Regions from separate parts of the Homo sapiens genome. Here region 2 is linked to region 1. Evidence: chromatin loops called from intact Hi-C (ENCODE). Cell type or tissue: heart left ventricle. All regions are shown on one strand. Each heading gives the region's core, and the rest is flanking DNA. Links, peaks and the distances in the headings are about the cores only. Region 1 overlaps ZNF423 (zinc finger protein 423). Region 2 overlaps ZNF423 (zinc finger protein 423).

Region 1 (16,173 bases), core at 4,235-12,234:
GAAACTATACGACGTACCTCTAAATAATCATGGATCAAAGAGGAAGCTCATGGGAATTTTTTAATACACTGAACTGAACAAAAAAATAAACTACAACATGTCAAAATTCGTGGGACACAGCTAAGTAAAGGCTAAGAGGGAAATGTATAGCAATAAATGCTTAATAAAGAGAAAAAGTCTCAAATCATTAATTAAGCTTCCACCTCAAAGACCTAGAAAAAGATGAAGATAAACATAGAACAAGCAGAATGCAGAAAATAATAAGGAAAAGATCAGAAACCCTGAAACAGAAAACAGTAAAACAAAATTGAAAATCAATTAAACAAACAGGTGGTGTTTTAAAAGATTGATAAAATTGACAATTCTTTTAAGAAAACTAACAAAAAAAGAGAGAAGACACAGATTACCAATATCAAGAATGAAACTGAGGATATCACTACAGACACTACAGACATCAAAAGAATAATAAGGGAATAATACTATGAAAAACTCTACATACATAAATTTGATAAATTAGATGAAATGATCTGATTTCTCAAAAAATACAAACTACCAGAATACACATAATAAGAAATAGATATTTTGAATAGTCCTATTCTATTAAGGAAATGGAATTCATAATTTAAAACTCCCTGTAAAGAAATCCCCAGACCCAGGTGTTTTACTGGATAAATCTAACAAATGTTTAAAGAAGAATCAACACCAATTCTACATAACTTCTTTTGGAAAACAGAAGAGGAAAGGGCACTTCCCAGTTTATTTCAGTAAATTAATATTGCCCTATATTAAAACCCGGTCAAAGACAGGACAAGAATAAAACTTCAGACCAATATCCCTCATAAACACAGATACAAAAATCCCTGACGAAGTATTAGCAAATAGCAGTTAGCAATATATAAAAAGAAGTATACACCATGACCAAATGAGATATATATATATCAAGGATGCAAGGCTTACTCAATATTTGAAAACTGGTCAATATAATCCACCATATTAACATACTTAAGAAAAAGTGCATGGTCTCACAATAGGTACAGTAAAAAAAAAAAAAAAAGACAAAAACTTCAGGCATTTGACAAAATCCAACACCCATTCATGGTAAAAAACAAACAAACAAACAAACAAAAAATGCTTAGATAGAAGGAGAATTCCTCAACTTGATAAGGAGTATCTACAAAGAAAACCTATAGCTGTTATTTTACTTAATCGTAGAAGACTGAATGTTGTCTCCCTTAAGATCAGAAATAAGGCAAACATACCCACTCTCACACTACTGTTACTCAGCATAGTGCCAGTAGGTCTAGCCAGGGCAATAAGGCAAGAAAAGGAAATAAAAGGCATACAGATAGTTAAGAAATAAATAAAACTGTCCCAATTTACAGATGGCATGATTGTCTATGCTGAAAATCCCATAGAATCTACAGAAAAATTCCTACAACTAAGTTGAGCAAAGTCAAGCAATACAAAAATGAACATTCAAAAACCAACTGTATTTCTATATACTAGCAATAAACACATGAACACTGAAATTAAAAATGCAATACCATTTATAATTGCTCAAAAAATTAAAATAATTAGATACATCTAACAAAACCTGTACCAAATTAGGATGTTGAAAACTTTAAAAAAAAAAAAAAAGATGAAAGAAATCACAGGTCTAAATAAATGGAGAAACATACCATGTTAATGGATTAGAAGACTCAAGACAGTAAAGATGTCATTTCTCCCCAAATCAATATACACATTTAACATGATTCCAGTCAAAATTACAGCAAGAATTTTGGTAGATACAGACAAGATTATTCTAAGATATATATGGAAAGGCAAAAAGAGCTAGATAGCAACAATTTTGAAAAAGACAATCAATAAAGAAGGAATCAGTTTATTCAATTCCAAAACTTATTCTATAGCTATAGTAATCAAGACTATATTGTATTTGGCAGAGGGATAGGCACATACATCAGTGGAACCCAGAAACAGACCCACAGAAATATGCTCAACTGATATTTAACAAAGGTGCAAAAACAATTCAATGGAGAGGCTGGACAATGTGGCTCATGCCTGTAATCCCAGTGCTTTGGAAAGCTGAAGCAAGAAGATTGCTTGAAGCCAGGAGTTCAACACCAGATGGGCAACATAGTGAGATCCTTCTCCACAAAAATTTAAAAATTAGCCAGATGTGGTGGCCTATGCCTGTAGTCCTAGCTATTTTGTTAGGGGGGAAGTTGGTGCTGAGGCAGGAGGATTGCTTGAGCCCAAGAGTTCAAGGCTTCAGTGAGCTATGATCATGCTACAAACACTCCAGCCTGGTCGACAGAGCTAGATCTTGTCTCTAAAAACAAACAAAGCAATTCAATAGAAGAATGATAGCCTTTTCATCAAATGATACAGGATCAACTGGACATTCATAGGCAAAAATAAAAACAAAAACAAAAAACTTCAACCTAAGTCTTATATTGTATATAAAAACTAACTCAAAATGGACCATGGCCTAAAATAAAACTATAAAACTTTCAGGAAAAAAAAAATAGGAGAAAATCTTTGCACCAAAGGTATAATCCATAAAGGAAAAATTGACAAATCTAATTAAACAAAATTAAAAACTTTTATTCTGCAAAAGCTCCTCTTAAGATAAAATGACAAGCTCCAGACTGGGAAAAATATTTGCTGACCACATACCTAACAAAGGACTAGTACTTAGAATACATAAAGAACTCTCAAAACTAAATGGTAAAAAAGCAAATGATCCAATTAGACAATGGGCAAAATTTATGAAGGAACATTTCATCAAAGAGGAATGGCTGGCAAATAAGCCCATGAAAAGATGTTCAACATCATTAGCCATTAAGGAAATGCAAATTAAAAGCACAATGAGATATCACAATGCAACTATCAGATTGGCTAAACTAAACAAATAGTGACAGAACAAATGCTGGTGAGAACGTAGAGAAATGTGATCTTTCCTACATTGCTGGTAGGAATGTAAAATGGCACAGCCACTGTGGAAAACAGTCTGGCAATTTCTTAAAAAGTCAAACATGCAAGTACTACAGACCTAGCAATTGCACTCTTGGGAATTTACCCCCAAAATAACGAAAACTTAAATATAATTCCATTTATATAACAGTCTTGAAATGATAAAATTATAGAAACAGAGAAGAGAGTAGTGGTTTCCAAGGATTATGGGTAGGAGGGAAGTGTCTATGGCTATAAAAGGGCAACGGGAGGGATTCTTGTGGCAATGGAAATGTTTTGTAGCTTGACTGTATCAATGTCAATATCCTGGATGTGATATTGTACTCTAGTTTTGCAAGATGTTACTGTTGGGAGAAACTGGGTAAAGTGTACAGAGGACCTCTATGTGAATCTGCATGTGAATATACAATTATCTCAAAATAAGAACTTTATTGTCTTTAAGCTAAAAATGTTTAAAGGACAAATAAAAGCCCAGGAGGGGCTTTAAAAGAAGGGGGAATGGATAGGGAGCAGTGGCTCACAACAGTAATCCCAGCACTTTGGGAGGCTCTGGCGGGTGTATCACCTGAGGTCAGGAGTTCAAGGCCAGCCTGGCCAACATGGTGAAACCCCATCTCTACTAATAAAACAAAAACTGGCCAGGTGTGGTGACGCTTGCCTGTAATCTCAGTTACTCAGGAGGCTGAGGCAGGAGAATCACTTGAACCTGGGAGGCAGAGGTTGCAGTGAGGCGAGATCGTGCCATTGCACTCCAGCCTGGGCAACAAGAAAGAAACTCCATCTCACACACACACACACACACACACACACACACACACGGGGCAGGGGGGTAATGAGCACCAGCATTCTTCCCAGGCTAACTGGCTTGAGGCGTGGAGAGGGTGCAGGGTTGCCAGGTAAAATACAGGACGGCAGGCAAATGCAAATTTCGGACAAGAAATAATGTTTTAGTAGAGTATGTCCCATGCAAATGAATGGAGACATACTTCGACTAAAAATGTATTGGCTGTTTATTTGTAATTCAAACTTACTTAGCCTGTATTTTTAGTGGGTAAATCTGGACACCTAGAGGGGAAGGATGGGACAGGAGGGTTCTGGAGCCCCCAGGGACAGTGGGCTGAAAAAGGCAGGGTGGAAACAGGGAGAAGTAAAAGAGAATGAGCAAAGGGATGCCAGAGGACCAGAAAGGCACGCAGGCTAGGCAGTCCCATGGTGGGGGCAGAGGGCAGTCACAAGCTGGGAGGCCTGAAGTCCCCCAGCTGCTGGTGAAACAACCCTGTGTGGGGCAATCAGGCAGAAACCAGAGGTCTAAAGAGCAGATGCTGGAGTCTCGGTAACAGGGGGCCTGGCAGCCTGACCAAGGGGCTCCTCTAGGCACCAGGAGCATCACCCAGTTAAGCCCAGGCCAACCCCTGGGCCTCTGTCGCCATGACCTGGCTCCACCCAAATGGTCTCGCCTCCCTACAGGGAAAGGACGTGCTGAGCAGTGGGTTCAAGTGTTCAGGTCGGTGGGCAGCCACGTGCTTGACCAAAACAAAAAATGCTTTGATGAGACTTTGCTATCAGCCTGCAAGTCAGTTCCAGGGAGGCCGCTGCATACGTTTCATTTTCACCTTGCTCCCACACACACCCAGGACCCGCCCTTCTCTTCTGTGTGGTACCCATCACTATTGGACACAATCAGGAGCTCTTACTTGTTCTCTTAGTGAACACCTGTCTGCTCCCACCAGACACTATGCTCTGGGACAAAATGGCAAAGACTGTTCTGCTTGCTGCAATATTCATGCTTACTGCCTGGCACACAGTAGGTATTCAAGAAAGAAAAATAACTTGGAACTGGGGGACATTATGTTAAGTGGAATAAGTCAGGCACAGAAAGACAAATGTCCCATGTTCTCACTCATTTGTAGGAGCTAAAATTTAAAACAACTGAACTCATGGAGATAGAGTGCAGAGTGATGGTCAGCAGATGCTAGGAAGGGTAGCAGGGAGGGAGGGGAAGTGGGGATGGTTAGTGGGTACAAAAATATAGTTCGACAGAATCAGTAAGATCTAGTATTTGATAGCACAACAGGGTGACTACAGTCAACAATCATTTATTGTACATTTTAAAATAACTAAAAGAGTATAATTGGATTGTTTGTAGCACAAAGAAAGAATAAATGCTTCAGGTGATAGATACCCCATTTTCCCTGATGTGATTATTATATATTGCATGCCTGTATCGAAAGATCTCATGTACTCCATAAATATATACACCTATTATGTACCCATAAAAATTAAAAATTAAAAAAAGAAAACTGAATGAATGAAGGAATAAATGAAAAATCGGCTTGATTGGAGCTACTCCTTCTGGGTCTGTCCTCCAGGCCCAGCCCCTTGGAGTCTTGACAAGGCAGAGAGAGGGGGCCATTCTTCTTGCAGAAAGCCCTCAGGAGCATCCTCTGAGCTGATAAGCACTGACATCTGGTATATAGGCTTAGCATGGCCGGTTTTTCCTCTCTAAACTGGGACTCTATCATCATCATCATCTAATAACACTAATACAATATTGATAGATAGAATTTATTCAGAACTTAACATGTGCCAGGCAGTGTGCTGGGACCTTTTCATACATTTTAATTTATTTAATCCTCCAAACAGTGCCAACCAGTAGGTGTGGTGAGTTGCACTGTTTGTGCTGCCCCTTCTTGTGGAAATAAAAGCCCTCTTTCTTTTCAATAATACCCTTCCTACTTCCACTGCTGGGGGGCAGACACCCAGGAAGGGCAGGGGTCACCAGCCTGACCAGATAACCAGCTCCACCTCCCTGGCCATAACGATTGGCTCATGGGCAGCTTCAGGACGCTCCTGAGGCCAGTGGAAGAGGCCTTCCACTTTCTCCCCGCTGGGCCCCAAGGATCCAAGGCCAGGTCTGAGGCTCTGAAGCCCACTGGGTGCTCAGGACAGAGGGGACCAAGCTCTGGGGCCACTGGCCACAGGACCCTTGTTGTCTGCTGTTATTCCAGTAAGGCTCAGCCAGAAGCAGGTATGAGGGAAATTGCCCATGCATCAGCTGCTGCCAAGCAGCCAAATGACATCAAAGGATGCTCAACAAAGTCAGTTCAACAATCCAGGCCACCAAGCCCATGTGACATGACAGCAAGAAGAGAAGAACATGCTTATGAGCCGGCTCAAGCAAGATGATGCCAGGGCTCCAGTGCCAGCCCCTCCAGGACCAGCTCCATCAGCATCTCCCTCACTTCCATCCTTCCTCTTCCCCTCCCTGCTGGATCTCTCTCCCGAACCTAGAAACACACTTTGGTCTCTCTCTCTTAAAAATGCAAATACTTCCTGTTACCTTTGGAGCCTTCCAGCTCCCACTTCTCTCCCTCCTCTCCCAGCCTGGAACCCGGAAAGTCCACTGACACTGCTGCCCACCCCCATCTCCTCCTGACCCCTTCCATCTGATGCCACTGACCCTGCTCACACCCAGGACACAATGGCCACTTGTTGCTGAGCCACACAGACCCTCTTCAGCCTCCCTCCCAGTGCACTTTTCACACTGCACCCAATTGATATTCCTGGAAACACTGCTCCTTCAGCACCAACCACCCTACACTCCTCACTCTCCAGGCTCCTCCCAGATGTTCTCACCATCTATGCTGATGCCGCTGGATCCTCTTCCCCAGACAGGGCCCTGCTGGCCCTCAGATCTCCATGGGTATCTTGTGCAAGGCCACATTATCACAAACACTCAAGCCCACCAAACGTGATGAGCCTTCAGGTGCAGGGGTTAAGGGCGCAGGCCCCGAGTCACACTGGCTGAGTTCAGGTCCCTACCCTGAAACTAGCAACATTGGACATGACACCTCAACTCCCCATGGATAAAAGGAAGTAATGACAGCACGTCTCACAGGGTGTTGTGAGGGTGAAGTGTGATAACACCTGCAGATATGGAAAGAAGGGCCTGGTGCTGAGTAAGCTTCATTAGATGGTACTGACTGATACGGTTTAGCTCTGTGTCCCCACCCAAATTTCATCTCGAATTGTAATCCCCATGTGTGGAGGGAGAGACCTGTAATCCCCACGTGTCGAGAGAGGAAGGTGATTGGATCATGGAGGTGGTTTCCCCAATGCTGTTCTCATGAATGAGTTCTCACAAGATCTGATGGTTTCATAAGGTGCTCTTCCCCCTTTGCTTTCTTCTCTCTCTCTCCTGCCGCCATGTAAGACGTGCTTGCTTCCCCTTCCACTATGATTGTAAGTTTCCTGAGGCCTCCCCAGCCCTGCAGAACTGTGAGTCAATTAAACCTTTTTCTTTTATAAATCACCCAGTCTTGGGTAGATCCTTACAACAGTGTGAGAATGGACTGCTACATGAACCACTGCTAGCATCATTGTCTTCTCTGCCAGTCCCTAAGAGCTCTTCCTCTGGCATGGTATCATCTGCCACCTGTCACCCAAAACCTGGTCACCTGAGACCTTTGAGTCTTCCTAACTTCTCCCCCTCCCATGTCCACTCAATAAGCAAATCCTGCTGGTTATGTCTCTTAAATGTTTCTCCAGCCCATATCCTCCTATCCAACATCCTCACCTTCTCTCACCTACTCTACCTCATCCCCTTTGCTGTGATCCACCCACCTCCTGCCTCAAAGTTTGTTCTGTTGCAGTACTGAATTGTGTACAGTGTCCCTACATACTACATGGACCTCTTTTCTCTATAATTGGCTTGTACTAGTTTCTTTGCCTGGAATTCCCCTCCCACCTTACTTCTTATACTCTGAGACCCTGATTAGGTGTAACCTCTTCCAGGAAGTTTTCCTGGAATACCCAGATTGGGCAACATGCCTGTCCTCTGAGCTCCCTTATCTTAGACTTGTGACGTTACATTGACCTTGCAGGTTATCATCTCCTGAGCTGGGTTAGCGGCCCCTCACAGAGCCCACCGAGGATTTTAATAGTGTTTACTGAACATGAAGGTATGAGGTTACTACTAGAAGAAACCTCAATGACAGAGGCCTTCCCCCAAAACAAACAAACAAACACATACGCATACAAAAGGAACTCAAGAAAATGAGAAATTTTCCACTATTTTAAAATTCAGAACTGATGGATTCTCCATAGACCTAAACAGCTTCCTCGAATGAACCAACGGGATTCAAAGTCAGGGAAACCAAGTCCTTTGGGCTGGTTCTCTCAGCCAGGAAGACTGTTGAGGGGGAAGTGACTATGCCCTAGTTTGGGGGTTTGGCAACGAAAAAAAAAAGAATAAAAAAGAATTGGATTATAGTCTTGCTGTACAGGCTTGTTATTCTGACAGAACAGTTCCAGAACCTGAAACATGATCTCTGGAGGGAGAGGGAGACATTTTTATCACATATTAAGGTTAGACAGATGTTTTGGGTCTGGTGTTACCTGAATCAAAAGCACCATTGAAGAGCCTGACACAGCCCGGTTCAGCAACACGTGATCCTGGCAGAAAGGAGACAGGAACCCCTTTTTCTTTTCATGTTCATGAGATTTTCCTCTGTGGTTCTATTTGGGTTTTTTGTATCTCCCTGGAGCTGGGGCGAGACACTGACTTCCACTCCAGACTGTCCTCCTTGGACCAGAGACTCCTTCCCCTCCAAAATGCTGCAGGCTGGGCCTTCAGCACGGGGCCAGGGTCCAAATGGCAGCTTGAACAGTGGGCCCTGGCTCTGCAAGGTGGTTTGAAAGTATCTCCAGGGATGTGCTTCATAAAGACTTGTAAGGTAGAAAAACCCTCTCTCTGTCTGTCTCCCTCTTTCCCTCTCTCTCTTCTACACACACACACACACACACACACACACACCACACACACACAACACACACATACACACACATACACATACACACACAGACACACACATACACATACACACACAGACACATACACACACAGACACAAAACACATGCCTCCCTCCAGGTTGGCCAGGGCCAGTCCTGCCACAGTGACAGGGGAGGGCTGGGGACAAGAGGACACACAAGGACAGAAGCTGGCACTGGGGACACTTTAAGAGCCTGGGCAGGAGGCAGGAGGGGTTGATTTTCCAAACACCCACTTCCTCCCCCATGTATTTGCCCCTGACAGCAGAGCCCAGCCCTTGAAGGCACCCAGGGAAAGGGCCGGCGTGAGCATGAAAAGCAGGCCTCCGGAATGACTAATGCCCCACCGGGACAGGCCTGGCTCTGGCCTGGCTGCCCGCCAGAGAGTCCACAGCCACTTTCCAAGGACAGCAAGGGCAAGCGTTCCTGACAAGATTCCCTGAGGACCATCCCTTCCCAGCCCTGACCCTCCCCGGGGCTCCCCCAAGGGGCCCGTGAGGCCCTGCGTGAGGACGTCCAGGGGCCCAGAGGCTGAGTCACTCCCTTGGGGCCAACCTGGGTCATGGCAAGTTTGTTATCTCAAGGACAAGTTCTCAGACCCCTTATCCAGCCATCCCCACCCAAAACAAACTAAAAGTAAGGCCTCTCCAGCAAATCGGCTTCCTGGGGGTCTCCAGACTCAGGCCCTGCCCCCCAGGGTGAGGTGCCATGTGCCCCAGGAGGGCAGTGTACATACATTATACATATATGTTCAACACATGTGGGCAGACCCACTGCTCCTCCCTTCCCAGCCGTGGGGGACCAGCTTCCTCTGGGCCAAGCCCCCCATAAGCCTCCCTCTCTCTCCTTCAGCAGCCCCCCCGGGGAGCCCAAGGCAGGGGCCTCCTGCAGAGCAATTTCCTGGGGCGGCAGAGGTGGGAGTCATCCTCCCAGAGTCCTCGGAGGGGGTGAAGGGGAGGTGGGGAAAGGGCGACTGGGCAGAGCTGGGTCAACCCGGCAGGAGGCCACAGCACAGAGCTCTGGGCTGCTCCAAGTTTTTCATGTGCCTTCTGGGGGAGGAAGTGTCAAAGCCATTTCAAAAGCTGGGGGAGTCCCAGGGAAGGGGCCTCATTCTCCATGCGGAGGGGGGATTTCAAAGGAGACCCTGCTATTGAAAGGTTTCCAAAGACCCTCGCCTTTCTATCAGATCCAAATCACTCCCCTCCAAGCAGCAGCCAGGAGAGGGGTGCTGGGAAAATGTTTCCAAGGAGACATGTCCCTGAGTCATCATAACTCCCAGGGTCTCCGGGCTGCAGAGCCATGCAGAGGCCCCCGCTATAAAAAGGCCGGTTTACCGCCCCGCAGGGGAGCTCTCCAGCAGTCCGGGTCCCAGGGGAGGCCTGCCTCAGACCCCCAAGTGCCCTGAGTTTATGAGAAGGCTGCAGAGCTGAACAGGGCCACTTCTACCCACCAAGTCCCCCTGGTGCCACTAAGGGGGACTTTTACCCCCGTCAGCGGCAGGGCAGCCACTCTGGGCTCAGACCATTTAGCAGGAGAAGCCATCCACTGGGACACTGGGCCCCAAAAGATTTACTGGGATTGCAGAGCCAGCCCCAAACCAGGCCTGCAGTGTCTGCCTCTCACCATTTCCCCAGCAGCCTTCCCAAGCCACCAGGGCCAGCCAGAATCACAGCACAAGCCACATCTAAGTTCCATCAACTCCTCTTCTCCCCCTGCCCTGTTCACTCACCCCAGGACCACACCAGGTGGGTCTTCGTTCTCTTCCCAACTGGTTCCTTCTCAACACCGCAGCCAGATTCTTCTTCCTAAGGCTCAGGCCAGGATATACCCTGCTCTGAAACCTTCAATGGCTCCCTAGCGCTTAAGTCCAAGGTTTAAACTCAGGTACCCACAGGGACCAGGCTGGAGACTTAACTGAGCAAGACCATGATGCCTGGGAATGCATGCCTTGCCTACATACAGGAAACTGCTGCTGCTGCTAAGTCACGCCAGGTGGGAATGATGATTGCGGGAATGTGAAGCCCTTGCTGCCACCTCTTGTGGTTTTTCAAGAGAAGCCTAGTAAACCATAGCCAAGGGGCCCCCAAAGTTGGACCCTGGCCTACGGGGTGAAGGACAAACCCTAACCCCTCCACTTGGTATCGGAGGTGCTCCATGGCTCACCCCAACCCCCTCCCCATTCTCACTCCCCACAATGCCTCAGTCTTGGCCAAGCCAAGCACCTACAGCCCCCCAGACTCACCTGCTCTGCTCACCCCCCATCCTGCTATAGGCAGTGGCTCATCACCCTCGCAGCCTGGCAGAAACCCATTGTTCCAGAGCCTCCTCCTGATGTTCAGCCATCTCTCCGAAGGCAACGTCCCCCCTCTTCATCCTTCAATGCCCAGGGGGCCCTGTTCTGGGAGCACCCACATCACTGCACTGCAGTTACCTGCATGCCCATCAGCCTTCCCCTGGAGAGGGAACCCTGAGGTCTCTCCCACCACAGGCCCTGGCAGGGGCTCCAAACACAATGGAGGGACCCTAGCTGTGGTTCAGACTCTGCCTCCATTACTCAGGCTGGAAGGACTTGGGTAACTCACGTAACCTCTCTAAGCCCCGGGTTCCTCATCTGTCAGATGGGGAACTAGTGCCCATGTAAAGTGCCTGGCACATAGAAAGGCTGAGTCAGTAGCAGCTGTTAGCATCCTTATTCAATGTGACCTCTTTGCTGCATGCTATGTGCAGTGTCTTCTATGGGATGATCTCTGAAGCAGAGACCATGTCCCCTGTACTCCCGTCACCCACAGAGACCGCTGCAACTCTCAACATGCCATAGGTGCTCAGTCAAGGTCCTCTGGTAGACTGGGTTGATGAGGCTCGGGGAGGGCAGGCAGGTAGGGAGTGCAGGTTAGAGCGAGAGGGACTGCCCAGCCACCGGAGGTCTGGCTCACCCGGGGTTCCATGCCGCAGTGAACTGGAATCTGCACTCGGGGACCAACCAACCACTCCCTGCTGCCTGCTCTCCAGGCCTCCAACTCCCACGTTCCTGGGCTCCAGGTCAGCTGACAGCGCTGCAGGGCAGGAATGGGCAAGGGGACCTGTCCAGCCCCCCAGCCAAGGCGCCTTCCCTCAGAAGCCCGGCCCACAGCTCATACACAGGCCCAAATGCCCCTCACACCCTCCTTTTGTGTTTCCCACAACTCTAGTTAAGAGCAACCCCCTTGCCTTGCACTTGAGGACACATAGCTTCCAGGCTCTGCACTAAAGGCAAGGTAGAAGAGAGGAGGGAGGGGGCAGAAACACCTCAGAAATCACTGCAGTCCAATTAGCCAGGCTTGCGCCCTTCATGCTTACAAACAGGAACGCGCATTAACATCTGCTACAAAAGCAAACATTTTTAGATATCTTCATCTTCACCTCCCTGACACTCCGTGAAAGGACTCTCAGCAGCCAGTGACTGACAGGGGAGTGCCCCTTCTTATCCTTCAGCAGGGGGCTTTCAGACGGAGAAATTAAGAAGCCACCAATCTCCCTGTCAGGCCAAGCTCCCACAGCCCCCACCTGCTCTTCCTGGGCCCCTCCTCCCCACTCTCCGCCAGGTGAGCCCCACCACACACACGATTGGGAGTCAGTGGCTGCAGGAGACTGGCTCCAAGGCACTGGGGGTAGAGGCTGTCAGATAGGTTGGGGGTCAGGGGGACTGGCCAATGCTGTGGCTAGGTAGGGACCAGGGGACCCATACCTGCCCTGAGAGCACCTTCACTAAAGAAGGGCCTTTGCAATGCAAACCTTAAACAAAACCTTGATGGCTGTACAAATTTGGAGCAAACTCCAACTCTCATACACCACTGGTGGGGGCGTTAAGTCCATACAACCACTTCAGAAATGTATTTGTCAGCATTTACTAAAGGTGAACATCATTTAACCTGTGACTCAGCAAGTCCATCCAAATCCTATATTCCCATTTTATATACATATTTACACATATAAAGAATATAGTATATAACAGTATATAATGTATTATATATAAACGCAAAATATAATATCTATATATTCCTATAATCACAATAAAATCACATACATATGTTCATCAGTAGATATGTACATGGGGCCAGGTATGGTGACTCATGCCTGTAATCCCAGAAATTCGGGAGGCTGAGATGGGCAGATCACTTGAGGTCAGGAGTTTGAGACCAGCCTGGCCAACATAGTGAAACCCTGTCTCTACTAAAAGTACAAAAAAATTAGCCAGGGGAGATGCTGCATGCCTGTAGTACCAGCTGCCTGGGAGGCTGAGGCAGGAGAATCACTTGAACCTGCGAGGCGGAGGTTGCAGTGGGCAGAGATCGTGCCACTGCACTCCAGCCTGGGTGACAGAGTGAGACTCTGTCTCAAAAAAAACCAAACCAAACCAAAACAAAAGAAGACATGTCCATGAATATGCCAGCACTATTTCAGAATGGGCCCATCAAGAATCAAACAGATAAAGAGTGGTTGGCATGCTCCTGTGACAGATTATTATACACCAATGAGAGGCATGATCTCTAACTAGAGGCAATAATGTGAAAAGTGAAAGATGTCAGGTGCAAACGAGTAGAAACTGTGATTCCATTTCCATAAACTAGAAATCAGGCAAAACCAACCTATATTATTAGACATCAGCATCGTGATGACCTGTTGGTGGTAAGGGAGGGCCTGAAGGAGCCCAAGAGGGAAGCTTCTGAAATGCTGGAAATAGTCTGTTTCTTGATCTGTGTGTGGGTTACACAAGTGTGTTTAGTTCATGAAAATTCATTAAGCTTCTCACTTATGAGAAGTTTTCTAAATGTACGCAGTAAAGGGTTTTGTAAACCAGTACTCCGATGGCATAGCTGTTAAGACAACAATGAAAAGATGCTAGAAGAAGAAAAACAGAGATGAAGTAAAGAAGTAGTTCAGGCCAGGCGTGGTGGCTCACGCCTATAATCCCAGCACTTTGGGAGGCCAAGGCGGGTGGATCACGAGGTCAGGAGTTCAAGACCAGCCTGACCAAGATGGTGAAAAATTAGCCAGGCGCAGTGGCAGGTGCCTGTAATCCCAGCTACTTGGGAGGCTGAGGCAGGAAAATCGCTTGAACCCGGGTGGCAGAGGTTGCAGTGAGCAAAGATTGCACCACTGCACTCCAGCCTGGGTGACAGAGTGAGGCTCTGTCTAAAATAAAAAATTAACAAAAAGATGAAGTTCAACCCATGGCTGCAACTTCACTGCTCAGACTAGAGTCTTGGAGAAAGTGATCACATGTCCAACAAAGACCCAGGGTACCAGGCTTCTTGAAGCTCTCCCAGGCCCCAGCCCATCCCAGGCCAGCCCCTTCCCTTAGAACCTCCATGCCTATCAGAACATCAGAACATCCAGCTGTGCCCTCTCCTACAATGAGGGCACCCCTAGCTGCCAAGGAGACCACATCCACCCATCCAAGGTAGAGGGGACTTCACAGCTTCCCAGGTCTCTTGTGCCAAGTGTGTGAACTCCATAGAACTTTGCAAGCTGCCCTTCTAGAGAGGCTGAATTTTCCAAAGTCCAAAACCACTTGAAGAGGAATGGGAAAAGTACTGAAATAACTTTGTAAGCGTTCTGTTTTGACAATGTGCCTGAGGAATTCACCATGTTGAGTAGGGAAATGTGAGCAGTTAAATCTATTCAATGTCATGACACACAAAATTGAAGCATAATTGCTCCTGAGTGCTTGACAATTGGAAAGCACTTTGTTTCAGAAACGGAGGGAAATTTATGCTGGAAAATGGAAGAGATTGTCAAAAGTTTGATTATAATGTGAGTGGAGCTGCGACAAGAAGGCTCAGATGGAGAAAGGGCCCCCATTCTGACATTTTCACTCCCATGTGCAATGTCTCAGAAACAGCAGCAGTGACTCTGTCCTTTGGCCTAAAAGCCAGTAAAATGATGATTGGAACCGCAAATTTAAAACCCCAAAGAGTAGCTCCAGCATGGCTGGGAGGAAATGCTCTCTTACCAATCATGTGGTTGGCAACGTGGATTTGGATCTCTCTCTCGTTCTCGAAGGTCATCTGGCACTTGATGCACTGGTATGTCTTTTTCTGTTTGGAAACCAAAAATAAAAGATTTAGAGAGGCAGGAGGTAGGAAAAAGGAGAAAGCAAAAGTTCCTAGGGGGCCTGGGTCAAGACTTTCCAGAATGGTTCCAGTCCCCTCCTAGGTCTCCCCAGGCCATTCTCTTCCCACCTTCCTCTAAATCCAGCTCTACCAGACTGAGGAAGGGGCATGAAGCTACATTCCAAGGGAGCTGCTTCTCTGCTAGATCTGGGAAAACTGCCATCTCAAGGTGAAGCTTTAAGGGAGCTGAGGGGAGGCCTCCTTGCTTAGAAGGGCAAATCCATCTACCCATGCCCCCATCCATCCAAACATCCACCCATCCATCCTCCATCTACCCATCCACCCATCTACATACACAATCACCCATCTACCCATTCATCCATTTACATACACACCCATCCATCCACTCATTCATCTATCCATCTACCATCCATCCTCCATCTACCCATCCATCCATATACCCATCCATCCACCTACATACACACCCACCAATAGACCCATCCATCCATCCTCCATCTACCCATCCATCCATATACCCATCCATCCATCTACATATACACCCACCAATAGACCCATCCATCCATCCTCCATCTACCCATCCATCCATCTACATAATACCCACCCATCCTCCATCTACCCATCCATTCATCTACATACACACCCACCAATAGACCCATCCATCCATCCTCCATCTACCCATCCATCCATATACCCATCCATCCTCCATCTACCCATCCATCCATATACCCATCCATCCATCTACATATACACCCACCAATAGACCCATCCATCCATCCTCCATCTACCCATCCATCCATCTACATAATACCCACCCATCCTCCATCTACCCATCCATTCATCTACATACACACCCACCTATCCACCCATCCATCCATCCTCCATCTACCCATCAATCCATTTTCCATCTACCCATCCATCCATCTACTCCACCCATCCATCCATCCTCCATCTACCCATCCATCCATCTACATACATACCCACCCATCCATCCTCCATCTACCCATCCATCCATCTACATACATACCCACCCATCCATCCTCCATCTACCCATCCATCCATCTACATACATACCCACCCATCCATCCATCCTCCATCTACCTATCCATCCATATACTCCACCCATCCATCCATCCTCCATCTACCCATCCATCCATCTACATATATACCCACCCATCCATCCTCCATCTACCCATTCATCTGTCTATATACATACCCACCCATCCACCCATCAATCCATCCTCCATCTACCCATCC
Region 2 (16,173 bases), core at 3,846-11,845, 120 kb after region 1:
AAACCCAGCTTCCCTGAACCCAAGATATGGACTTGGGGGACATTCTATGAGCAAAGAGAGGCAATAACAAAACCTTTCACCTCAATCATGTTTCGCTGGAAAGCACTGAATTTTCAGGCCAGTCACAATGGCTTACGCCTGTAATCCTAGCACTTTAGGAGGATGAGACAGGAGAACCTATGGAGTTTGAGACCAGCCCAGGCAACACAGTGAGACCCCATCTTTACAAAAATTTTAAAAATCAGCCAGGCATGGTGGTGCACGCCTGTGGTCCTAGCTACTTGAGAGGCTGAAGCAGGAGGATCGTTTCAGCCCAGGAGTTGGAGGCTGCAGTGAGCCGTGTTCGCACCACTGCACTCCAGCCTGGATAACAGAGCAAGAGTCTCAAAAAATAAAGTAAAAGTAGTGAATTTTCCCACCTCACTGAGCTACTGCCCTTAAGAAAGGGCTTGCATTCAAGATGATGACGTTGAGAGCAGACAGCGGACCCTGCAGAAACGCTGTGCAGCAAGACAGATGGCCCCATGCCCTCTAGAGGGAAGGAGCAGCAGAGGCCTTGCCAGGGACAGAGGGCCTTGCCAGGGACAGAGGGAGGTGGCACAGCCTCCCCTACACCCTGAGGGGAGCTGAGTATGGTGTGAGCATCTCCTGGTACCATTTTACACTCACACTGCCCCATTTCGATGAGGACAGAAACTCTATGTGGTAGGTACAATGGATATCCCCATTCTGCAGGTAGGTGCAATGGACTCACCCACTTTGTCAATGAGGAAAAAAAAAAAACAAGGCTCAGGAGCCCATTCAAAGCACGTGCCAGGAAGGGCAGAGAGGAATTTGTATCCAGGTCTTCTGACTCTAGATCCTGACTCTTTTTTTTTTTTCCAAGACAGAGTTTCACTCTGTCACCCAGGCTGGAGTGCAATGGTGCAATCTCAGCTCACGGCAACCTCTGTCTTCCAGGTTCAAGTGATTCTCCTGCCTCAGCCTCCTGAGTAGCTGGGATTACAGGCAAGCACCATCATGCCTGGCTAATTTTCATATTTTTAGCAGAGACAGGGTTTTGCCATGTTGGCCAGGCTGGTCTCAAACTTCTGATCCACCCGCCTCGGCCTCCCGAAGTGCTGGGAATACAGGTGTGAGCCACCGCACCCAGCTGATCCTGACTCTTAACCACTATACGGAAAGGCAGAAAGGGAATGCCTGCAAAATCACGGGGCAGGGGACAGCTGGCTGGGTCCACTGCCAGGAAAAGGGGAACGGGGAGAGGCCCCAGGGGACCAGACTGCCCACAGGCTGCCAGGTCTGAGAACAGCACATTTCCTACCTTCCCAGCAGGGCTTCGCAAGGTCATGAGCCAGGGCCACCAGGGCCTCACCCTCCCAAGGGCCAGCTAGAAAAGGGTCAGCCAATGTCGGCCCCTGGCCAGCACACGAATCAGAAGGAAACTCACCCAGAAGGATGCCTCTTCCTTGCTCTCGTGTCCCGGGAGTCAGCTAGTCAGCAGAGAGCCCTGGGCACACTGAAAACCTCCCAGCCACCATCAGAGGTCCCACCTCTGGGGCCACATGGCTGAGTATCCACAAGATGGAGGCAGGGGGCCAGGAGCTGCCTCCATGCACCCGAGACAGAGAGACCTAGGACAGAGCTTGAGAGACATGCGACAAACCAGGGTCAACAATCACACGCACTCACCCATTCTTTCCTTCATTCTTTCCACAAATACTTATTAAGTGCCTACGGTGTGCCAGGCATAACACATGCACATTTGCTGCAACATACGGGGTGCTCCCCAACCCCATTCATCTTGGCGGCCTCAAAGCCCACACAAAGGCTGGCACAGAAAAGATGCTTAATAAATATGGGGTGGGCAAATGAGTGATTAGATGAATAAATGAATGCCCAAGAGGATACGCTAAGTAGTAAGGGGCCGGCATCCAGGGCTGGGGCTGGTCGGGGACCCAGATTCCGGTCTTAGCTCCAGTACACCTCAGCCCCCAACCATGAGTGACCTTGACCAAGGCAAGTCCCCTACCTGAGCCTCTGATTCCTCATAGGCCCAAAAGAAGCCTGAATCTCATGAACGCCATCCTCTCCAACCTCACAGTGGGGAGGCGGGGCTCACCTGAATGCATGGCCACTATGAGACAGGCACACAGCTCAGCTCCACATCAGGGGATATAGGAGCCTTGTGGGGTTTCGAGGGGATAGGGGAGGCCAGAGCAGGGATGGACGGGAGGAGAAAGGGTGCAGGGGAGAAGGGAGACCAGTGGAGCGGAGAAAGTGAGAGAGCCAGGAACACTGCCAGGTGAGAGTGAGAGGGCAGCGGGGTCAGCAGGACCAGCAAGGCCAGCAAGCCCTGGAAAGGCTTCCCCACCTCTCACTTCTTCTCCCAATCAGATTTGGATGGGAGACCATACCACCCACCCCTGCAGAAAGCAGAACCACCAGGCGCCACATTCTAGGCATATCCAGGGGTTACCAGAGAACCCAACTGTACAGGAGCCATCGGGACACTGGGGTAGAGGAGTGCAGTGGAGCTGATGGAACCAAGTTGTTGAAATAAAGACAGTCATTAAGTAATGACACATACAAGCAGCAGATGGCTGGATGCATGTTCCAGGGACTGTCGGGGATGACAGAGAAAAAACAGAAAAGAATCACAGGCTCTGAAGCCAGCCTGTCTGGGTTCAAATCCACACTCCACCATTTAGCAGCTGGGGGACCATGAACAAGTCACTTGCCCTCTCTGGGACTCATTTAATTAAGTCACATAATTTTAATAAGGTGATATATACAAAGCCAGATGCTTGGCTCATAGTACAGCTTGAGACAATGGTAGCTGGTAAGCACTGTCTTGCTGCTGGGTTATGATTCAAACCAACATGTGCAGCATCGCAGTGCAGACAAAAGCTGGAGGCGTCAAACCCGGAGGGGTCTGGCAGGAGGCCTCACATGCTCCTGAGGATGCAGGAGGACAAGGAATGTCATGGCACAGGCCCTCTTGCAAGGCACGAAAATGTCCATGCATACCAAAAGAAAAAAAATCCACTCCATCAGGAGAGGAAAGTCCTGGGTCCAAGTGTGAATCCTCCCCTTCCCAGACTGTGCGATCCTGAGTAAGGTGCGAGCCACCTCCTCCGTGAAGGGGTGTGATCAGCTTACAACCCACAAGCCCACTGTTCTTGTGCCCGCCCTCTGTAGGTGGCTGAGGGAAAAACGGTCCAGGAAGATACCTACCATTTCCAAAGTCTTTACCCTGGAGCAACACGTTTGTTTTTTTGTTTTTGTTTGGTTTTTTTTTTTTTTTTTTTGGAGACAGGATCTTGGTCTGTCACCGAGGGTGGAGTGCAGTGATGCGATCTCAGCTCACTGCAGCCTTGAACTCCTGGGCTCAAGCAATCCTCCCACATCAGCTTCCCGAGCAGTCAGGATTACAGATGCACCATCAGACCCAGGTAATTTTTTTTCCCCCAAGACAGAGTCTTGCTGTGTCACCCAGGCTGGAGTGTAGTGGCACAATCTCGGCTCACTGCAACCTCTGCCTCCCGGGTTCAAGTGATTCTCTTGCCTCAGCCTCCCGAGTAGCTGGGATTACAGGCGCCTGCCAACGCACTCGGCTAGACCCAGGTAATTTTTAAAATTTTTGTAGAGATGGGGTTTTGTTATGTTGCCTAGGCTGGTCTCAAACTCCCAGCCTCAAGTAATCCCACCTCAGCCTCCCAAAGTGCTGGGATTACAGAAGTGAGCCACTGTACCCCGCCGACATTTCTTTTTCATTAAAAAAAATATCCTCCACCCTAACAGCCTGCACGTTTCCTAAAAACATGTTCCCGAGGGCAAGATGCCTTTTCTGAATCTGAGCACCAGGTCAAAGCCCTGGCTTAGCCTCTATTCAGTGTTCGTTTGGGTCCTGCTCACAGAGAAGAACCCTCTCCTCCATGAACACTCTCTCAAGCAGGCCCCGGGAGGGGTGTGGCCAGGGCTGGGCAAAGAGCCCACCAACCCCAATTCCGCACTCGGCTTGTGCATCCATTGCTGGCCCCAAATTCCAAAAGGCAGCCATTATTTATCTTCAGGTTTAAAATATTTGCAGTGCAGGCAGCGGGGTAACATTTAACACTCAGCCTAAAGGGTCCCCTTGGCAGCAGAGCTCTAGGCAAATATTTTAACACATAATTTGCTGTCCAAGTTCGGCTTCTTAAATAAGGAAGCAACTTCCTGATGGCTGTCTGGGGAGACCCCGGTGTCCCTATCGGTGCCTGTGGCTCTGTGGATGGAATTTCAAGCCAAGGTCCGTCAGAGACATTGAACCTGACCTCGGCTACATCACACAAGCCTTGCTGGGCTGCTCCGTCTGGCCATGAGGGACTGATACAGGACAACCCTCTGCAGAGGCCCACAGAAATGACTAGAAACTTCCAGAGAACGTATCTTCAGTTGTCAGCAAGTCTAGAACCTAAAGGACTAGCAGTGTGATGGCAATCGCCTCCTTCAGGCCAGAACTTCCAATTCCTTTGTATCTTTCGCCTCGTGACCCCCAGCCCCTGTCAGGGAGACGTTACCACCAGACCTATTTTACAGACGGCAAAACTGAGGCTCCGATGGCTGAGACAGCCCCCTCAGTCACTCGGATAACGAGTGGAGAGAAGCTCTCAACTCCAATTCCCCCACCACCACACAAATTACAGAAATGAGTGTACAAGCGAATGGGGTGTGGAGTGAGCACACAGAAGCCCACCCAGGGAGGGGTCTCAACTCCTCTAGATGGTCAGCACTGCAAACACACCTGCTGCTTTTTTTTTTTTAAAGAAGAAAATCCATGGCTCACAGCTGTAATCCCAGCACTTTGGGGGGCCAAGGCGGGTGGATCATTTGAGGTCATGAGTTGGAGACCAGCATGGCCAACATGGTGAAACCCTGTCTCTACTAAAAATGCCCCAAAAAAATAAAAAATTAGCCGGGCATGGTGGCGCATGCCTATAATCCCAGCTACTCGGGGGGCTGAGGCAGGAGAATCACTTGAACCTGGGAGGCAGAGATTGCAGTAAGCCAAGATTGCACCACTGCACTCCAGCCTGGGCAACAGAGTAAGACTCTGTCTCAAAAAAAAAAGAAGAAGAAGGAGGAGGAAATCCACCGTTCTCTATAAAATTTCTGGATGATTTCTAAATGTTGACTTCAAGTTTTAAGAAACACAGTATGGGCTAAACAATATGCCTTGGAGGGCTGGTCCAGCCTGGGGGCTACCCACTGAGGGTCTCTGCCATGGAGTGTGTCCAGCAAGAGCCCCTCAGAGCCCCTAGAGCACAGGGTCATCTGCTCATTCCTCACCAGAAAGAGCAGTCAGCTGAGCAGTCAGCTAAGCAGTGATGAAAGTGTCTCTTCTTTAGAGATTCAGGAACTGAGTTCAAGTCCATTTTTGTGCAAGACCTTGGTTGCTTGTACTTCTGAGCCTCAGTTTCCTCACCTAGAAAATGAGGATGGTACTCATGCTGTGGATGCTCCCTATGGGACCACTTTCCAGGTGACCTCACTCCAGGTCTCTGCCCACCAGGCGCTGGTCAGCAGTGAGCTCCCTAAACGTTGGAACCATGTCAGACACAAATCCTCCACATCTTCAATCAGTCAACAAACATTTACTGAGCACCTACTATGTGCCAGCCCCTGTTCTAGATGCAAACACATGAAAGAACCATACACAGCTCCATGACCAGGACAGGCTGACATTTGGTCACAAGGACCTTGTTTTTTATGGGTGTTCCATACATGCACGAATGAATGACTCTACCCTCCCTGCAGGGCTCAGCTGCCACAAAATCCCCGGAAGGTAAAGAGAGATGGCAGCTTCCCCAACCTCACAGACACTTGCACTCAGCTCTCAACTACAGTGGGTCAGGAATGAGTGGAAAGAAAAGAAGGCAGATGAGAGGGAGGGAAGAGGGGAGGAGGGAAGCAGGGGGGAGAAAAATAAACCTCAAACACCCCCTGCAAGAAAAAATCAAATTTATTTTTCCAGCAAGTAGTTAATGGTGTCACTCCTCCAAGCCTTACAATCTTAATAAAACTGATCTCGCCGCGTGCAGTAATGAAGAACAGTCAGACAAAGCCACCCTGGAACCATGAAAATTGTGCACTGTTACCTCCTCGTGACCTCCTGAGGCAGTGACCATTCTGCCCTCGCCTTGCTGTCATGTTTTGTCTCTGGGAAGGGGGAGATGGGGGAGCAGGGCCGGCGGTGGGCAGGGGAGGGAGGATGGTCAGGCAGCGTGGGGAGCTCGATAAATCCAGCTAATTTGTGGCCAGTGCTAGTGCCTGACACTCCTAATTGCTCTCAGTCCTGGAGCAGAACTCAAGGCTAGGATGCTGGGGCGCAAATCACCCCCCTTGTGGCTGCAAAAAAAGGATCCCGGTTAGGGGAAGAAAAGCAGGGAGAGGAGGGATCTGTACCCCTAAAACCAGAACCAGTGGCCAGGCTAATGGAGTTTGGCTCAGAGCCAAGGATAAACAGAGGCGGTGTGAATGGAGAGCCCAGAGCCCAGGGGCCAGGCATCATCGCTGTGCATTCCGGGCAAGGTGTGCCCTCTCTGGGCCTCAGCTGCCCCATCTGTAAATTAAGGCATGGACCACAGAGAAGCAATTTTAAAAACCATGCACCTTAGCAGCTCAACACTGTGCCAGGGGCAGGCCTGAGGACAGAACTCTAAGACAACACCTCCACACCCAGGGAGCCCCGCTGCCGCCCGCCTTCCACGCCAGGGTCCCGCAGCAGCACTTTGCAGAAAGAGCCTCACTGTCAAAATAGAAAGTGTGTAAAAGTTCACCTGCCCAACTCCTCCTCACCGTTCAGGTCTCAGCTCAGTGAATCTGCACCCCCACAGGGTCAGGCCTCCCCTGTGAGCTCTGGGAGCTCGCTGGGCACCTCTCCTTCTCCACTTATCATAGCAGTCCTCATGATTTTATTTGCTGGATGTGCGAAGGTCTCCTGGGCATGCAAGCTCCAGGCAGGCAAGTCCGCATCAGTTTTGTTCACTCTGCTTCCCCCTTCTCCACCTCTCAGCACCCAGCATAGGGCCTGGTACACAGCAGGTGATTAATAAGGATGTGTTGAAGAAGCTGTCTGGAAGGGCCCTTCCCACTCTGACATTTAAAGATCCAGCCACAGGTCTGTATTTCCAGGGAGGGATGGGACAACAGGAATGAAGCCCGAAGCAGGCCCCTGGTCCTGCCTGCTGCCCCGGGACACAGGGGGCTCAAGGGACTCCCCAGACCCGGCTCTAGGGCCTCTATTATAACCCAAAAGCCAGCAGCTCCCTTCCCACCAATGATCCTCCTACCAACGAGCCTCCAGGTGGGCCTGGAGGGCCAGGGGAGCCCCCTCTCCCTCCAGTCGCAGTGCAGAGGCTCCACAAAAAGCCTTTAAAAATTAACCAGTTGCCAGGCATGGAGACAGCCTGGTGCGCAGCCACGTTCCAGGGAATACGGAAGTGGCGCCTGGAGAAAAGGGAGCAGGACTCGTGGAGTGGCTTTCCCGTGCTATCCCACCCCAGGAGGAGTACACTCAGATTCCAAGGAGCCGCTCCCAGTAAACCCCCATCTAGGCACCCACTCACTGGAGGAGGGTGGCAGCCTCAGCCCACCTCCAAGGATCCATGCAAGCAGCTGGCTCCTCCAGGAGACCCCAGGGGTCTCCCCACCGCTTACCCTCATCCACTTGCTCAGGTCTGCCGGCTTTCTGCCGACTTCCCGTCAGTCCCCAAGAGGGTGTTTGGAGCCCCACAAGTGGGCTGTAAGACATTCTCTGATGTCTCCAGAAACCTGGATTCTGGAAGCAAGGCACAGAACAAAGCCAATGGCCTGGGCAGCATGACACGTCTGCCACAGAGGTCCGAGAAGCCTCAGCACACACACAGCCAGGCAGGGTGTCCCCATGCTCAGCACACATGTGGCCAGGCAGGCTGTCCCCAGGCCGAGCACACACATGGCCAGGCGGGGTGTCCCCAGGCTGAGCACACACGTGGCCAGGTGGAGTGTCCCCAGGCCGAGCACACACATGGCCAGGTGGGGTGTCCCCAGGCCCAGCACACACGAGGCCAGGCGGGGTGTCCCCACGCTCAGCACACATGTGGCCAGCCAGGGTGTCCCCAGCTCGGGGTTGGGGTGTACCCAGCTCGGGGTCAGGGTTTTGATGGGGACTGCACTCAGACCCCCCAGCCAGTGACAGCAAGGCCTGTTTGGCAGCCTAGGACCCCTGGATTCACATTCCTAGGCAAAGAGATGCAGAGACATGGGGGGATTAGCCACAGGCCAAAGGTCAAGTGAACCGCACCAAGGAAACTTCCAGACCCACCCCAGGGACCTGGCTGCCTCTGCCTGATGGCCAATATCAGTGTGATCTACATGCACACGCACACCCCACACCCCACTCACCACCCCCAGGCTCCTCCTCAAACCATCACTTAACTCGGATTTCAAACTGCTGGCGATGTTCTTTAGTCAACATGAAGCAGAAACCTTTTATTAAATGCTGCTAATTTTTTATTGATCACACTGTGAATCATTTCATTTTCCATTACCGCAAATGTCTCCTATCAGAGCTCCACGATCAGGCTTCTTTCTTCATTCTTGAGTAACTTGTCACTTTTAATCAGTTTTCAGTTTCGGTCTGGCTCAAAAATTAGAAAGCGGGCTCTTTGTATCATTATTGCTTTTGTTTAAAAAAAAAAGTTTCCATGCAGGAAAGGTTATTATACTCAGAATAAATATACATGAATCAAATTCAGATGAAATTCCTCCCTGGCTCTAACCAATTTTACCATTAGCTTTTATAATTTTTTTAGGTTTATTTTCACAGAAAGACTGCTCATAATTATTGCTCGTGCTCTCCCAAAACACTTATGTTACTAAAGTGCGAAATGTCTTCTAACACAAAGACAGATCTCTGGGAAGTAATTACAGAAATGCATTCAGGGGCAATAATTCTATATTAGCTGTCAGCAGCAGACATCCTCTGAAAGGCACTTGTTATGAAGGAATTATTTGTGCTACTATTGAAGGCATGGCAGGCAAGCCCAAACTTAAAGACTGCATCTGATCAGAAACATGGGCTCCCTCATCAAGGGTCAAATTAAGTTTAAATCATTACCTTGAAGCCCAGCAAACTCGTACCTGACTGTCTATTGTGAAGACATTTTTGAGGCGCACTCGAGCGCGACGTGGTCTTCCCGTTCGCAGCGTGGTGCAATTACCCTTAGTCTCAAAAGGATTCTGCCAGGAGCTTGTCACAATAGGGAGAGAGGAGGTGGCAGGGTGTCTATTAAATGCTAACTCGTGTCACCAAACAGAATTTTCAAGAATTATAAATTGCCGAGATGCCTTGCCGCTGACCCCCTCGTGTTAAGAAGAGCCCAGAATATTATCAGGAAAGTGCAAGAATTTGCATCAAAGGCAGGAAAGGACTCTCTATGGGGAGCCCACGGGGATGGAGCTGAGGGGACTGGGACCCAGTGAACTATCCCCTCACCCCACAGAAGGTCCAACTGGGATCTGCGCCCCAACACCAGCTTACTCAGGGCAGAGAAATACCCTAAAATGAGGACAGGTGCAGGGGGATCTGAGGAAGTACGTAATTTCATCTGAGCTTTGTCCCTAACTCTTGGCATGACCTCAGGCCAGTCACTTCCTCTCCCCGAGCCTCAGTTTCCCCACCTGTAACAACATCCTACATCAACTCTGTGTGGAGGGCATTCTGTGAGTGGAATGCAATGTTGGCCCCTGCTGTTCCAGGCTCTGTTTCCCCACCTATAAAAGTGCAGGATTAATTTCCTGCACCGTTAAAGGAATCACCTGGCCACTGGGTGCGGGAAGAAAATGTGGGACAAAGAGCAGAGCAGCTTCCTGTGAGAGCGGGTCTCACAGATATCTCAGATCTGCTTGGACTCATCGAGCCTCAGCTTCCCCACCTCAAAAGAGGACAAGCTAAAGGTCATAGCCTGGGGTTGCCCTTATCAATCACAGTGAAGCACAAACCCAGGCTTCTTTCATCTGCTCACCTACTGCTATTGCCAAAAAGACAGGGTACTTTCTCTTTTTTTGAGACAGAATCTTGCTCTGTCACCCTGGCTGGAGAGCAGTGGCACAATCTCGGCTCACTGCAACCTCCGCCTCCTGAGTTCAAGAGATTCTCCCGCCTCAGCATCCTGAGTTGCTGGGACTACAGGCACCCACCACCACACCTGGCTAATTTTTGCATTTTTAGTAGAAATGGGGTTAGCTGGCCAGGCAGGTCTGGAACTCCTGACCTCAGGTGAACCACCCACTTCGACCTCCCAAAGTGCTGCGGTTACAGGCGTGAACCACCACGCCCAGCCAAGACTGGGCGCTTTCTAAGACAGCTCAGGGCAAGAAGCAAAAGAACTACTTCCTCCTAACAGCTGGAGCCCATCTACCCGAAGCAGCACCTCACGGTGCCCAGCAGTGCTCAGCAGTTGTGGCACCCCTAGCCGTAGCATCCTGACCTTTCCCTGACCTCCGAGCTCGGCCCATGACCCAAGTGGGGACACTAAGACACAATCCGGAGATATGCTAGAACCACCGGGAAAGAAGGTACTTAAAGTGGGGAGAGCAGAGCGGGCAGACAGAGATCGGGGGAAAGAGTTTGAGCCATGCCCTTCGACTCAGTCACTGCCCACAGAAGCTTATATCCTAGAAAACTCCTGTTTGTGAAAGTCCGCCGTGAGAGTATCTGCTGCAGGATGATTTGTAATAGCCAAAAAAAATTAGCATCTACATCTCCATGAACAGCAGATCGATAGATAGATTGTGGTACATTTACAGAGTGGACACCATGCAGCAATTAAAATTAATGAAACAGCTACATGTATCAACACGGATTAATCTTCCAAACATAATGTTGAGAGAGGGAAAAAAAAAGCAAGTTGCTAAAGATAAACTATCTATATGGTAAAATATGGTATCTATATTGTTTTAAAACATGTATATCAGTAGTATTTAAATACCATTTATATGTATTTCCAGAAACAAGACATACAGGGAAATGAAGAATTGATATCATCTATAATTAAATATCACATATCTCCAGAAGCAAGGCATACAGGGAAGTGATGAATGCCAAGCCCTAACGGGGCAGGAAGAGTAGGGCACTCTGGCACTCAGCTGGGTGAACGATTCCTTAAGCTGAAAGGTATATCCTGGACAGTCGTTATTCTCTTCTGTTTATCTGAGATATTTCATTTAAAAAAAAAAAAAACACCATTGCTGAGCCACTGAAAATTTTTAGATCATAAAAGTTTTTAAAAGAACAGTGAATAAATTGGAGAACCACAGGGAAGCACAGAATTTTAGATGGAGAAGGCACTGAAGAAGACAGCCAATCCAATCCAGCGCTTTCTCAGAATCTGTGACGCAAGAGATTGTCCCCAGGGCACAAGGCAAGTTAGTGGCAGAACCAGGGCTATTGCCCCAGCCCTGTGCTCCTTCCCTCCCTCCGGTGTGGAGGAGCCTAGCCCTGGTTAGGGGATGAGCTTGAATAAATGGTACTGAGGTGCACAGTGGCTGTCACTTGTAGTCCCAGCTACTTGGGAGGCTGAGGCAGGAGGATCACTTTAGCCCAGGAATCCAAGGCCAGCCTGGGCAATAAGTGAGACCTTGTCTCTATAAATAAATAAACAAATAAGACCTAAGTATATTGTTCTCTCAGAGCAGGAACTTCTATCTGTTCACTGTGGAATCCGAAGCACCTAGAACAGTGCCTGGCACGTAGTAGGTGCACAATAACCCCGTGTTGAATGGATGAATGAAGGTAGACTGAGGTGATTAAAGTCATGCACATCATTCCATAAAGCAGACCTTCTTGGACAAGCCCCATTGCTGGACAACACCAAGTTAGTCATTTTTCAGTAAATGCAGATTTTCCACCTCTGAGTTTAAAAAGAAAATCACTTCTCACCAATTTTCTGACCCTCCTGTGGGTATGCTGAGATTGTGAGTCATGGCTGAGGCTGGAAAACCACCTTCGGGGAGATGAGAATGGAAAACGGCCTAATTCAAGGAGGAGCCAGGTACTGCCTAAAACGCGTCTTGGCCCCCTTCCAGGAGTGCACATCGAACGGAAAAAATTACTCCAACTCTCTCCGTAGGAGAACATCTGCCAGCTGGCCGACCAAAGTAGCTGGTTGCTAAGAAATCACACCGGGTGACATCACCTGATCACTTACTACAGGCAAGACATGGCCAGGGTCAGAGTTCAAAACAGTTTCTGGAAATCTTTCCAGCGAAGCCCCTTTTCCGTGCAGGGATGGGAGGATGGGAAAGTATCTTGATGGGTACCCACCTGTGACCCCCTGCCCTATGACAGAGGTACTATTACAGATAGGGAAACTGAGGCCCCGAGGGGGAAGGTCACTGCTAGAGGGTGGTAGAAGAGGGGTTCCAGCTTCTTCTGAGCATCGAGGTGCTTCCCGGGATACCAGGTTCTGAGCCCCGCTGTGTGCACCCCTCTCATGCAGAAAGAGGTCAACAGAGAAGTCCAGCGCATGGTAAAGACCAGCGTGACCACAGGCTGCAGCTTTTCCACATGGACAATGCGGTTTCTATGGAGTCCAGGGGCTACGGTCCCATCTCCACGGCATTAAATAAAGAGACGAGGAAGGTGGCGAAACAGCATAGGAGAGTAACCTCCTCTCAAGCCAAGGCACCACTCCACAGGGGTATCTAGCAGCACCAAGTCTCACCAAAGACAGAAGCCCCAGAAGTGAGGTCCCCTGGGAGCCCTGGGCTATGCCAGGAGCAGGAGTGGGTGCAGGAAGGACCCAGCCCACCCCCACAAGAAACGCCCATGCCGGGGAATCTGCCCACACTGCAACAAGCATCCCAGGTCCTGACCTTGACAGGGATGCAGGGCGTGCATTCGGCCAGCCTGTGGTCTTACCCGGCTTTCTCCCCAGAACTGCTTCTGTGTTTCTGAGTATCTTTCCTTCCCAGAAAAAAACGATGCTTTACTGTTATTTCTGATTACAAAGATAACTGCGACTGATGTCAAAGATACAAGCCATACAGAAAAGTATAAAGAAAAATAGTAAAAAACACCTGAAATCTCACTACCAGAGCTTGGGGCTGTGACCACTTTGATGAGCGCGATCCCGCACATCCTCTCCTGCGTTTACGGACACGCGCAGCAATCGCCGTGTGCGAATGGGATCCTGCGCCACACGCTGATTTGTAACCTTTCTACACTTTGTTCCACTCGCCCCTGGGCCATGGTCATCTCTTCCAGGGATCGTTTTGAGAGTCTGCCTTTAAAGTTTCGTCTGGAGGGAAATCACACGGGTCCACAACTCCTAGTTAAATGTGAACAGGCCCCAGTAGTGAATTGGGGAGGGGTGGGGGTGGGGTTTCTATCTTAGAAAAGGTTTCCTCGCTTTGCAAATGGGTTCACCCTGGGAGTCTTTGCATTAAGGAGATTCTCCCTCCCGCGAACGCATGTGTCTCTGGAGGTGCAATTCAGGGGGCCACCTGCTTCAGCATTGCTGCCATCCACTCTCCCCACATCCCAGTCCATCCGTGCAGATGGAAAGGGCCATGTGGTGGAGAGTTGGGGCTGACCTTGAAGGGAAGGCTGCCGTCAGCCCATACCTTGCCGAACAGCCCATCTCTGGCTGTCACTCACACCTGTGCAGGCAAGTGCAAGCTCACCTATCATGCTGCTGCTCGGGGTGAGTCACATCGGGGCTGCTTCCTTGCACCCAGTGATCTGGGGAAAAGTTTAGGAAATTCCTACTCTGGGAATTCTCAGTTGGCGGCTTCCTCTCCTCTTTCTCCTCCACCAATACCCCTTCCTAGGCACAAAATTGTGAGGCTTCCTGGGTTTTGTCACTAACATTTAAATATGGGGCTTCAAGTCATCACCCTCCAGGGGCCAAGTCAGGGGTTTCCAAGAAGTCCCTGCATTCCTCTGTCCTGGGGGATCCCAGGTGGGGGAAGTGGGCTGGGTGTTTCTGGGAAGCAGACTCCTCTGGGAGGTACCTTCCTCTCTTTCTGCCAACTGCCAGCACTGAGTCACAGAAGACGTGTCAGCCAGACACAGGGAGGAGGGCCAGAGCCCCCAGGGTCAGCCAGACGCTCCTCTCCAGAAGAGAGGCGCAGGGGCATTTAAGGCCATCTGTGCACTCACAAAACACTCACGGAGACCCTGCAACGTGCCAGGGACTGTCCCAGAGCAAAACCGGGAATGAGGTGGACAGATCCTCTCAGGGAGTTTACCCTCTAGTGGGGAAAAAGACAGAAGATGCATAAATAGAGAAATAAAATCATTGCTGTGAGTGATCAGCGCATCCAAGGAAATAAAATAATTGACGTGACAGGGGCTGGAAGACGCCAGCTCCAGCCAGAGTGGTGAGGGAGGGAGAGCCTCACTGAGGAAGCAGCGTGAGCCAAGCTGCAGGGAACCAGACGGTGATGGTGACAGTGATGGGGAGCAGCAAGCACAAAGGAACCTGAGGCATGGAGCATCGTGCACTCCAAGAACCAAGCGGAGGCCAGTGTGTCTACAGCACAGAGCTGAGAGACAGAGGCCCGACGGCGACGAAAGGCCCGAGGAAGGCCCAGGACACGCCATCAAATCCTGAAATCAGAAGGTGCTGGGAGAGCCCCTCAAGCGGCCCAGAGTCCAGTGCACACAACTCCATTCAAGGCACACATGGGAACTCCAGACTGAAGATAGACTGCAGGTGCTCATGTCACATACAAGACTGTTTGACAGCCTCCGTACTTTAAAATAACTCAGCTTGGTCAAATCTTTTATTTTTGTTGTTGTTGTATGAGACAGGGTCTCATTCTGCTACCCAGGCTGGAGTGCAGTGGTGCTATCACAGCTCACTGCAGCCTCCAACTCCTGGGCTCAAGTGATCCTCCCACCTCAGCCTCCCAAGCACCACCACACCTGGCTAGTTTTTTTCAAAAATCTGTTGTAGAGATGAAGTCTTACTATGTTGCCCAAGCTGGTCTCCAACTCCTGGCCACAAGCAATCCTCCCACCTTGTAATCCTAGCACTTTGGGAGGCAGAGATGGGAGCCCACATGAGCCACCGTGCCCAGCCTAAATTGGTCAAATCTTATTGGGAAACATTTCTAACATGAGAGTTCTGAGTTAGCAATATGTACCCAGCTCCATGCAAAGTGCCTTGGCCTGGGCACTGGCTGCAAGGTCAGACCTGGGTTCAAATCCCATCATGACCTCAGCCAGAACTAGTCTTCTGATTTATTAAAGAGTAAATGATCTTCAAACCCATGCTGGGCTTCTGAGTGTCGGGAGAGGAAGAAGCAGTACCACCCATGCATGGGCTCTGCTCCCCAAAATAATGATGGGATCAGCCTTGCCAACTCAGCAACTATGACAGAGAGTGGAGCTTGGTGTTGTCTGCCCCAGAGGTGCACTGGAGCCACAGTCTGTTTTTCTTCCTTCCAAGGCTAAGGTTCAGTGGTTCAGAACTCAAACTCCCACCCAGGCAGGACAGTGAAGAGGCCCCCACAGCCCAGGGAGGGCAAGGTCTTGGCCAAAACCCCACAGCAAGGAGGGAGCAAATGCAGAGCAGCAGCTCATCTCAGGACCCCTAGTGCCCACCCCAGGCTCTCCTGGCCCGTATCAAAGTGCTCACCCCCAAATCCAGCTCCTGCAGAAGAAAGCAGAATTGTGTGGCCACATTTCCCCCTGCCTGATATTCACTACCTCAGGAATCAAAGAATGCGGGCCACTGTGCCCGTGACGTGGCCCAGGAAGGCATTGCAAACAGGTGGCCTGATGCCTCGCCTGGCTTCCATGGCCCCCAGGCAAGAACTGCACACCGGAATTGGGAGAGGGGGTGCACACCAGTGGCCCTCCCCCACCCCACATGGCTTGGGCCTGGGGTCTTCAACATCCCTTCCTGACGGTGTCCCAGCCACAGAAACCCTTGCATAACCACCTGGGCATCCACAGCACCAGCCATTTGACCCAGTAGGGGTCTGGGGGAGCAAGGCTGGTCCCCCTTTCTGACCATAGCAACATCACCAGAGAACTCTAGCCCTGGATATCTCTCCAAGCCTCCTGTCCTTTTCAAAGGGGAGCCCAGGGAGGCCAGGGAGACTGTCTAGGGACCACAGGAGGGTGGCCCATAGAGC

The links. Hi-C counts contacts between places; a loop is a spot of excess contacts. Peaks named below come from ENCODE experiments on the same cell type or tissue, not always from the same donor. Only the 100,000 strongest peaks of a DNase experiment are listed, where the experiment ranks them.
Region 2: it touches region 1 in a loop (1.9-fold over the local background); 13 of 110 quality-filtered maps call a loop at or near these places.

Annotation. Positions count from the first base shown.
Region 1 is chr16:49,611,372-49,627,544 of GRCh38, forward strand. It overlaps ZNF423 (zinc finger protein 423), which reads right to left. Exons shown (of 8, transcript NM_001379286.1): 5 at 14,799-14,883. Among named protein-coding and RNA genes, the nearest start is that of LINC02179, 150 kb to the left of the region's middle. RefSeq lists enhancers at 3,874-4,374, 4,375-4,875, 5,893-6,393. In heart left ventricle, for the core only: no CTCF peak of the experiment used is centred there; a DNase peak (open chromatin) is centred at 9,210; H3K27ac peaks cover 1,125 bases.
Region 2 is chr16:49,736,405-49,752,577 of GRCh38, forward strand. All of the region lies in intron 2 of ZNF423 (zinc finger protein 423), which reads right to left. Among named protein-coding and RNA genes, the nearest start is that of ZNF423, 110 kb to the right of the region's middle. RefSeq lists enhancers at 8,014-8,595, 9,885-10,385. In heart left ventricle, for the core only: no CTCF peak of the experiment used is centred there; no DNase peak of the experiment used is centred there; H3K27me3 peaks cover 419 bases.